Linked DNA regions of Homo sapiens: region 2 is linked to region 1. The links are chromatin contacts, found by Hi-C or POLR2A ChIA-PET in ENCODE. All regions are on one chromosome and are shown on one strand. The core of a region is the stretch at or near the end of the contact, and the rest is flanking DNA. Distances in the headings are between cores, read along the strand shown. Region 1 overlaps CAB39L (calcium binding protein 39 like). Region 2 overlaps CAB39L (calcium binding protein 39 like).

What was found. A loop is a pair of places that touch in the nucleus more often than their neighbours do. ChIA-PET counts read pairs that join two places held with the same protein, here RNA polymerase II (POLR2A). Pooled maps may share reads with other maps.
Region 2: a loop to region 1 is called in a map of ascending aorta, with 4 times the contacts of the local background. The contact joins two enhancer-like sites. A Hi-C loop is called at or near these places in 11 of 168 maps with a recorded cell type or tissue (Caco-2, IMR-90, aorta and 7 more), 2 of 37 single-sample maps with no recorded cell type and 8 of 50 pooled maps. POLR2A ChIA-PET finds 5 or more read pairs at or near these places in 5 of 52 experiments (AG04450, BJ, Caco-2 and 2 more).

What each region holds. Positions count from the first base shown.
Region 1 is chr13:49,354,910-49,359,536 of GRCh38, reverse strand. The region is part of intron 6 of CAB39L (calcium binding protein 39 like); the gene reads left to right. Among named protein-coding and RNA genes, the nearest start is that of CAB39L, 87 kb to the left of the region's middle. Within about 2 kb of position 1,661, at least 2 of the 41 ENCODE cell types and tissues checked have a DNase peak (open chromatin) inside an H3K27ac peak, as active enhancers do; they include IMR-90 and ascending aorta, where a contact is called at or near this core.
Region 2 is chr13:49,312,229-49,317,156 of GRCh38, reverse strand. The region is part of intron 10 of CAB39L (calcium binding protein 39 like); the gene reads left to right. Among named protein-coding and RNA genes, the nearest start is that of CDADC1, 67 kb to the right of the region's middle. RefSeq lists an enhancer at 2,001-3,200. Within about 2 kb of position 3,101, at least 24 of the 41 ENCODE cell types and tissues checked have a DNase peak (open chromatin) inside an H3K27ac peak, as active enhancers do; they include IMR-90 and ascending aorta, where a contact is called at or near this core.

The DNA.
Region 1 (4,627 bases), core at 412-2,911:
CTTTGCACCTTAATGTTTCTAAATGTTATGTTTCCATTTACTGCCTTCCTTTCCTCCACATTTCTGCTATTTCTGTCTCTTCCTATTACAGTATTGCTTATGCTTCCCTATCTGCCCTATTCCTAGCTGCCCACTTACCCTTTTCCTGCTTGCATGAGATTGAATGCCCTCACCACGCACATAAGCACACACATATATATTCTGGTTCTGGGAAATGAAATACAGGTATGAGAGTTTTTCCAGTAGCTAGCATCTGCCAAGGTGAATGTATATGGGTCTATAGGGAAGCCATAAAACTGAAGTCGAGGTGGGTGATAGAATCCCTGATTATTATTTTTATGTATACTTATTTATAAATGTTTCTTGGGCATTTGGAGGCTACTCTGAATCATAAAGACTGGAGATCTAGGTGTAGCAAAGCTTGAGGACAGCAGACCATCTTCTTCCTCCCCTTGTCTTTCTACTCCACCATCTCAAACCAGGACGTCTCTTTATTTTATTGTATTCCTGTTTTCAATTCTGCTGTTTCATACCTAGTCCATCTCACCTGTGTTCATTTTCTCTCTTGTACATTTTAAATATTTAATTGTATCAAAATAATACATAGTTTAAAAATCAGATATATCAATAAATAGCAGTTCTTTGTCTCTTTTTTCTTTTCTTTCTTTCTTTTTTTTGAGACAGCGTCTTGCTCTATTGTCCAGGCTGGAGTACAGTGATGCGATCTTGGCTCACTGCAACCTCTGCCTCCTGGGTTCAAGCAGTTCTCCTGCCTCAGCCTCCCGGGTAGCTGGGATTACAGGTGCCCATCACCACGCATGGCTAATTTTTGTATTTTTAGTAGAGACAGGTTTTCACTATTTGGCCAGGCTGGTCTCGACCTCCTGACCTCAAGTGATCTGCCTGCCTCAGACTCCCAAAGTGCTGGAATTACAGGCGTGAGCCACTGCGCCTGGCCTCTTTGCCTCTTTCTTCTCTATTTTTCAGTCCTATTACCCAAAGACAACCACTTTTATCTCTTTTATTTGTTCATCATTGTTTTCATCATATATTTACCTCTGTGTTACAAATAATGGGCTTATACTAATTTTTCACTTATCAATTTTAAGCAGTATCTTTGACAAGATAAACTAGATGATAGTCTTTTTACTGCCACCATTATTCTATTTCCTTTCCCTTATCTTCCTAATAAACTTTATCATAATTTTAAATTTTAATAATCACATTTAGATTATTATGATTGCACAGTTATTATTCACTAGTGAGCAAAGTAGTGTACTATGATTACTTTTGTTTTGGGTACAAAATAATTGTTTTACTGGAGAATTGTTTCTTTCAGCTCTGGAAAGGGAAAGATCCTTGTATCATCTATTAGTTAGGGGATACAAAGCTTCTATAACACATAGACCCCAAAGTGAATTGGCTCCACAACAAGATAAGTATATTTCTCATGTAATAGTGCAGAGCAGATGTTCTAGTTCATCAGGGGGTTCTGTCATCTTCAGCATGTGCTATCTAAGATCACTTTGTTCATTGCCATTTCGGCCCACAGAAAGGTGAAAGTATATAAGAGATTTTATGTGTTTGGAGAATGACAAGAATTCTGGTGTGACTAGAGTTCTGTGTGAGTCAGAGGGAAGGGTGCCGTATGAAGTTGGAAATACTGAGACCAGATGATGAAGAGCTTTCCAAGTCCTACTAGGGAGTTTGAATGTCATTCTGTAGGCAACATGGAGTCATCCAGGGACTAGACATGAGGAGTTCTGGTGGCAACATAGAAAATAGCTTGGGGTGGGAGGCTGAGATTCCAGCTTGGAAGAGTCTGGGGAAGAGATTATCATCAGAACTTTAATGGAGATACTGAGAATGAAGAGAATGCGTATTTGAAAACATTTCCATTTCTTTCCAATTCAAAAGTAATACATGGTTATTATTTAAAAACTAAAACATTTTAGAAATGTAGAACAGAAAAAGAAAGTACATCCCATAATCTCTCCAAACGAAATCATTAGTGACAATTTGGGGACTACACCTCTGGTTTTAATTCTCTATTGCAATGATTATTCTTCTGTTTTTCAACCCAAACTTTTAACTCATTCCTTCACATCCTGTTTTGTATAAACCATTTACTCATTGTTTGCTATGTGCCAGCTGTTGTAATGTCTTTACTTATGTTATGTTGTTTACTTTCCAATACTATGAGGACTACATATTATTTTTTTACCATTTTACAGATGAGGAAACTGAAACTCAGAGAGAGTAAGGATATTGCTCAAGGTTATATGGCTAATACATGACAGAGCCTAGTTTTCCATGCAGATCTGACACTAAATCCCATGTTCCTTACCATTAATATACCTTTAAGAAGATTCGAGGACTGTTCAAATGTGAAGGGAGCGGGAATTGTTGATGCTCCTGAGGACAGGGTAGTGGAACAGTTGTACCATAATCAGTTTTACCTGTTACCATTTTCTTTTTTTTTTTTTTTGAGATGGAGTCTCGCTCTGTCGCCCAGGCTGGAGTGCAGTGGCGTGATCTCGGCTCACTGCAACCTCTCCCTCCCAGGTTCAAGCGATTCTCCTGCCTCAGCCTCCTGAGTAGCTGGGACTACAGGCCCATGCCACCACGCCTCACTAATTTTTTCTATTTTTAGTAGAGACGAGGTTTCACCATGTTAGCCAGATGGTCTTGTGATCTGCCTGCCTCGGCCTCCCAAAATGCTGGAATTACAGGCATGAGCTACCGCACCCAGCCCCTGTTACCATTTTCTAATTTAGCACTGAATGCTAGAGATTTAGCCCTTCTTAAAAGTCAGGATTTTTACCGAATTATCCTTGTGAAGTCACTTTAAAACCTAGGGCATAACTTGATTGGTACATTTACACATCAAACAATAATATAAATGAGAGTATGATAGTAACATTCTGTATAGAACCTAAGTCTAACCATAAAGAATATAAGACAAAAAGCAATTGATACTTGTGTATCAAAGAGAATTATCTGGATATGTGGTATTAAACATGGTAAAATGTATTTGGAGCCCAAGTTCTATGAAAAGATTATAAATAAGGACTTACTCACTCTAAATGAATTTGTCTTCTGGCTCAGGCAAATGACATTCCAGGGTACTGAGAGAACTTGAGAATGAGGTCACTGAACAGCTCTCAGTGATCCATAAAGAACTGTGGCCAGTGGACTATGTTCCAGAAGGCTGATGTTAAAATCATAAATTTCTCCCAATTATCCTGTTTTTTTAAGTTTATTATAAAAAATTTTAAGCAGTTTCATTTTGGCAGTTATTTTGTAGATGGTGCTATGTAGTTCATATTTCATCACATTAGGAGATGTACTTTTAGTAATGCTAAGACTGAGCAATGGGTTCAGTTGGTGACAGTCTAATCCACTATAAAGTTTCCCATCAACCTTAAACTTAATTGTTTTACCATCCATTGATGAACATTGCCTGATTCCGTCATTTTGCTAGAGGTGACAAAAAGGTAATTTTGAATTCTGTCATTCCTTTTGTATTTTTTATTGGCTAAAGTAGTTTTATAGAGAATACTGTCATTCACCCACCACAGCTTCAGGTGTTAGAATACTCTGAAGTATAATTCATACCAGAGAGGCAGAATAAATGCTCAATTCTTTTCTTTTAATTATCATTTTAGAGAAAAATAAGATATCCTAGGAACTTTCATCGGTGTCTAATGAGTTATTTCCCTCCCTCCCCCTGCCTTTATATATGTGTGTGTGTATAAATATATATATATATTTATATATGTACAGAGACACACACTCTTCTAGTATCTGATGAACTAATGGATTTAATGTTTTCTATATGTCTTATTTAGTTCTACACATGTTTTTTTAATGCTCAATTGGCCATCTGTGGCCCCTTCTAGGTGATATCTCTTAACATCACTAAAATAGTTTCTGAGAGCTTCTTTGCTTTCTGGTGTAACGAGATATGCCACCCAACTTGTACATTTGCTGACAAAGACCTGAAATTTCTACCAAGGATGTTGGTTCTTTTTAGAGAGAAATGGTTCTTAGAGACTACAATCTGGTTGCTAGGGGTGCTCATTGACATTGGATTGTTATTGCTTCTAGGCCTTTTTGGTGGACAGAACTAACTCATTATTTTATTTATTTATCGAGACAGGGTCTTGCTTTGTTGCCCATACTAGAAGGTAGTGCTGTGATCACAGCTCACTATAGTCTCAACCTCCTAGGCTCAAGTGATCCTCCTGACTCAGCCTCCCAAATAGCCGGGACTACAAGTGCATGCCACCACACTTAGCTAATTAATTTTTTTTTTTTTTTTGTAGAAACAGGGTCCCACTATGTTGCCCAGGCTGGTTTCAAACTCCTGGGCTCAAGCAATCCTCCTGCCTTGGCCTCCCAAAGTGCTGGGATTATATGCATGAGCCACTATGCCTGGCCTAACTCATTATTTTTAGTCAGCAAATGTTTCTAGATTAGAAACATACGTTCTTGACTATATTGAGGAGGCCAAGTGTTTGTTGAATGGCATTTTACAAAAGCTTTCCAGGTATTTCCTGGCCTTGTTTACTTCCAGCAATAATCACAAAAGTCATTTTCCCCCTTACATAATGTAATCTTTGTT
Region 2 (4,928 bases), core at 1,852-4,351, 44 kb after region 1:
TTCTGCTAATGCGGTACACTTGTGTTAGTTTTCTAGGCTGCCATAACAAAGTACCACAGACAGAATGGCTTAAAACAACAGAAAACACAGTTCTGGAGGCCAGAAGTCCAAAATCAAGGTGTTGGCAGCATTGACTTCTTTTGGAGACTCTCAGGGAGAATCTTCCTTGCTTCTCTCCCAGCTTCTGGTGGTTGCCAGAGGTCCTTGGTGCTCCTTGGCTTATAGAAGCATCTCTGTTTCCATCTTCACATGGCGTTCTCCTCTATATCCCTAAGCGTCTCTGTGTCCAGAGTTCACCAGTCATTGGAGTAAAGCCACCCTAAGCCAGTATTGACCTCATCTTATCTTGAGTACATCTGTAAAGAAAGTCTGTGTTTCCAAATAAAATCACGCTCACAGATACTGAGAATTAGGACTTGAACATATCTTTTTGGGGAACACAGTTTAACCCAGTACATGTGATGTGTTACATTGATTGATTTGCTTATGTTGAACCACCCTTGTATTTCTGGGGAATAAATCCCACTTGGTCATGGTATAGAATCCTTTTGATATAGTGATGGACTTGGTTTTCTAGTATTTTGTTGAGGATTTTTTGCATTTTTATTCATAGAGAATACTGGTATGTAGTTTTTTTGTGTTGTTTTTCTCTGGCTTTGGTATTTGGGTAATACTGGCCTCATATCATAAGTTAGGAAGTGTTCCCATTTCTTACAGTTTTCAGAAGAATTTGAGAGAGATTTGTGTTAATTCTTCTTTAAATGTTAGGTAGAATTTACTAGTGAAGCCATCTGGTCCTGGTCTCTTTTTTGTTGGAAGTTACTGATTTGATCTCTTGTCAGAGGTCTGCAGATTCTCTGTTTCTTCTTGAGTCAGTTGGGTAGTCTGCATGTTTCTAGGAATTTGGCCATGTCATCATCTAGGTTATCTAATTTTTTAGTATATAATTGTTCATAGCATCTCTCATAATCCCCTTTTATTTCTATAAGGCCATTAGTAATGTTTAGCATTTGAGTCTTCTTTCTTTTCTTAGTCAATCTAGCTAAAGGTTTATCAATTTTATTAATTTTTTTCAAAGAACCAACTTTTGGGTTCATTGATTCTGTCATTTTCCTGTTCTCCGTTTTGTTTATCTCTGCTCTAAGTTTTATTCTTTCCTTCCTTATGTTGCTTTGGTTTAGTTTGTTCTTCTCTTCCTAGTTCCTTAAGCTATAAAACTAGGTTACTAATCTGAGATCTTTCTTTTCTTTTCTTTTCTTTTTTTTTTTTTTTGAGATGGAGACTTGCTCTGTTGCCCAGGCTGGAGTGCCGTGGCACGATCTTGGCTCACTGCAACCTCCGCCTTCTGGGTTCAAGCCATTCTCCTGCCTCAGCTTCCTGAATAGCTGGGATTACAGGCGCACACCACCATGCCCGGCTAATTTTTGTATTTTTAGTAGACAGAGGGTTTCACCATGTTGGTCAGGCTGGTCTCAAACTCCTGACTTCATGATCCGCCCGCCTTGGCCTCCCACGCTGCTGGATTACAGACGTGAGCCACCGTACCCAGTCCAGATCTTTCTTTTTTAATGTAGGCATTTATAGCTATAAATTTCCCCCTGAGCACTGCTTTTGGTGCATCTTATGAGTTTTGATATATTTTGTTTTTGTTTTCATTTGTCTCAAAGTGTTTTCTAATTTTCTTTGTGATTTCTATTTCCCATTGGTTGTTTCAGAGGAGCCTAGGATACTTTATAACCCAGAAGGTCAAAGGTCAGTTCCTCCTTGTCACCCCATGGCTGTAGACCCACCAAGCAGAAGCTTAGGAAACCCTTTTCCTTCTCTGTTATGGGTCCCCTGGCCTGGCTGAGCGGTGGGCTCACTGTAAGTAAGCCATGTGGGCTGCCAAGAGACTGTCTCATCATGAGCCACTCGTGACCACAGGGACGTGCAGTGTTCCCAGAGAGGGTTCTGTATTCCTTAGCACTTGCTGTGTGAGTGAGTCCATGACCTTTGATGGAAAGAACAGAAACATGAAGAATTTATATATCATATTTATGAACAATTTCAGAACTAAATTGGCCAAATGAACTGAGTATCAGATTTGTGGGCTTTGATTTCTAGTTCTGAACCTCACCTGGTAAAATGTCACATCTCATCAGTTCTCAGAACAAGCATCCTGGGATTAATCTCAGCTTCAGCCCTTGCTAGTTCTGTGAGCCTGGCAAAAGCAATTTTGCAACAATGTATGTGTTCTACTCCATGCATTTGAATGGTGCATGCTGTGTGCCATGTACCATTTGAATGCATGGAGTAGAATACATATACTGTTCTCATTAAGCCTCACAGTTACCTAATGGCACTCAGGTACTGTTATCATCCCCATTTTTCAGATGAAGAAACTGAGGTACAGAGAGGTAAACAAGTTTTGTGAAATCATAAAGCTAATAAGAGATGGTGCTAGGATTTGGGCCCAGGCTGTGTGCTTCTGAATCTGCGCTGTTAACCATACTACTATGTGGTCAAGTTTATTAATATGACTCAGCCTGTTTCCTTATTAACAGATGAGGATAACAGCTCTTATACTTCAGGGCTGTTGTGAGGGTTAAGTGTTCGATGAGTGTGAAACACTTAGCCCCATGAATGAAGACAACCAGCTGGGAGGGCTATGAACTGGCTGCCCACGGTCGTGTGTACAGTTGACCAGAATTAGGGTGATGGGGCAGTGACGAGGCCTTGAATTCAGTTCAGGCACTTTGCCTCCAGCAAGCACGACTCCCCACATACAGTGACAACAGAAGGCTTTCAGGAGACTTACTTGTGCTGAAGCTGCTGATGTTCTCCAGCACATTCTCCCCACCCAGACAGGCAGAGGTCCTTTTATTTCTAGATAACAAAACTTTGCTGGTGGACACACTGCTAACATGTAGGAGAGGTGGAATTTGAACCCAGGTTCCAGAGCCGGCGCCGCCTTAGCTCCCACGTTCCCTTACTCATTCTTACTGTTGCTCCCACGTCCTGTCCCGCCCACCTCAGAGCCTGCAGTGGGACAATTCAGTATTCCTGGAATGCTGCTTTTCTTACCACCACGTGTAAACATTCTCTGCCTGACTCATGGACTAGCTCTCATGCCGCCCACACCATGAGCCTTCCTGTTCCAAACCCGGAAATGTAATGTCATCGCCACCTCCTGGGATGGGAGCCTCTGCAGTCTTGTATTCTCCACATTGGTACTCAACATCCTAGGGTAGTTTTCTCCTTCCCCACACTTGCTAGGGTGGAGGAACCTTAAAGGCTTAGCCATGAAACCCCCACTGCCCCATAACTAAGCCCTTTCATAGTGTGTTCCCTGTAGAGTTGGGCACTGCACAGCTATGGGACAGGGATGGGTGGGCAGAGGGGGTGCCAGGCAGAGGCAGGAGGCCAGACCATCACACCAGAGAGCTCTGTAGGGCTCAGAGACACTTTGATCTGCATTCTGGTCATGTGGTCATGTATGTAGCAGTAACTAAGGAGTGTGTCTTTTACAAAATAGTGCACCAGTCAGTATCAGATCGTGGTTTCCACCAGGAGTTCACATAAGAATCTCTGTGGAACTTCATAGAAATACAGAATGCTAGACATCCACCACAGACCTGCTGAGTTGACGTATCTGGGAGGTAGGACCTGGGCAGTTGTAATTTTTTTTTTTTTTTTTGAGACGGAGTCTCACTCTGTTGCCCAGGCTAGAGTGCAGTGGCGCGATCTCAGCTCACTGCAAGCTTCGCCTCCTGGGTTCACGCCATTCTCCTGCCACAGCCTCCCGAGTAGCTGGGACTACAGGCGCCCGCCACCACGCCTGGCTAATTTTTTGTATTTTTAGTAGAGATGGGATTTCACCGTGTTAGCCAGGATGGTCTCGATCTCCTGACTTCGTGATCCGCCCACCTCGGCCTCCCAAAGTACTAGGATTACAGGCATGAGCCACCGCGCCTGGCCCAGCAGTTGTAATTTTTAAAGCTTCACATATGTAACAAACAGTGACATTGGTGACCTCCAGGGAGGGAAGGTGAGAGGAGGACTATTCACGTTTGTCCTTTTTGAATTTTGAACTAGGTGATGATATTATGTGTTCAAAAAATAAATTATGTTTAAAAATCATAAGCTCTTTCATACTATATGTTGTTTATGTTTAAATATCTATGTAATAGGAGGATAAGGATTGAAATGTGCCCAGAGATGGTGGCACACTGCTGGAGGTGGGAGGGGAAAGGTGGAAGGTGAGGGTTTGGTTCCATTTGTAATGTTTTATTTGTTTAAAAAGAGACTCTTGAGGCACAATGGTAAAATCTATTCAATTTGTGAGGTACGTATACTGGATTTGTTATGTTATTTTCTGTTTGAAAGATTTTATAGTTAAGAACAAATATTTAAAAGTAAAACAAAGTCAAATATGAAATGTTCATAGATAGCTCCCACGTGCTCCTAGCTAGTGACTTAGGAGAGTGATAGGAAAGGTGAAGTGCAGGCCTGTGGCGCTTAACAGCAGGGAGTTGTTCTGAGAAACATGCTCACTAGGCGATGTCCTTTGTGTGGGAACATCACAGAGTGCATTTACGCAGACCTAGGTGGTGGAGCCTGCCACACACCTAGGCTATATAGTGTGGGCTATTGCGCCTAGAGCACAAACCTGTGCAGCATGTTACCATACTGAATACTGCAGGCAATTATAACCCAATGGTATTTGGGTATCTAAACATAGAAAAGATACAGTAACAAGATGGCATAAAAGAGAAAAAATGGTACACCTGTATAGGGAACTTACCATAAATGGAGCTTACAGGACTGGCAGTTGCTCTGGGGGAGTCAGGGATTGAATGGTGAGTGAATGCGAAGGCCTAGGACATTACCGTACACTACTGTAGACTTCATAAACACTGCTTAGACTACACTAAATTGATTTAAAAAAT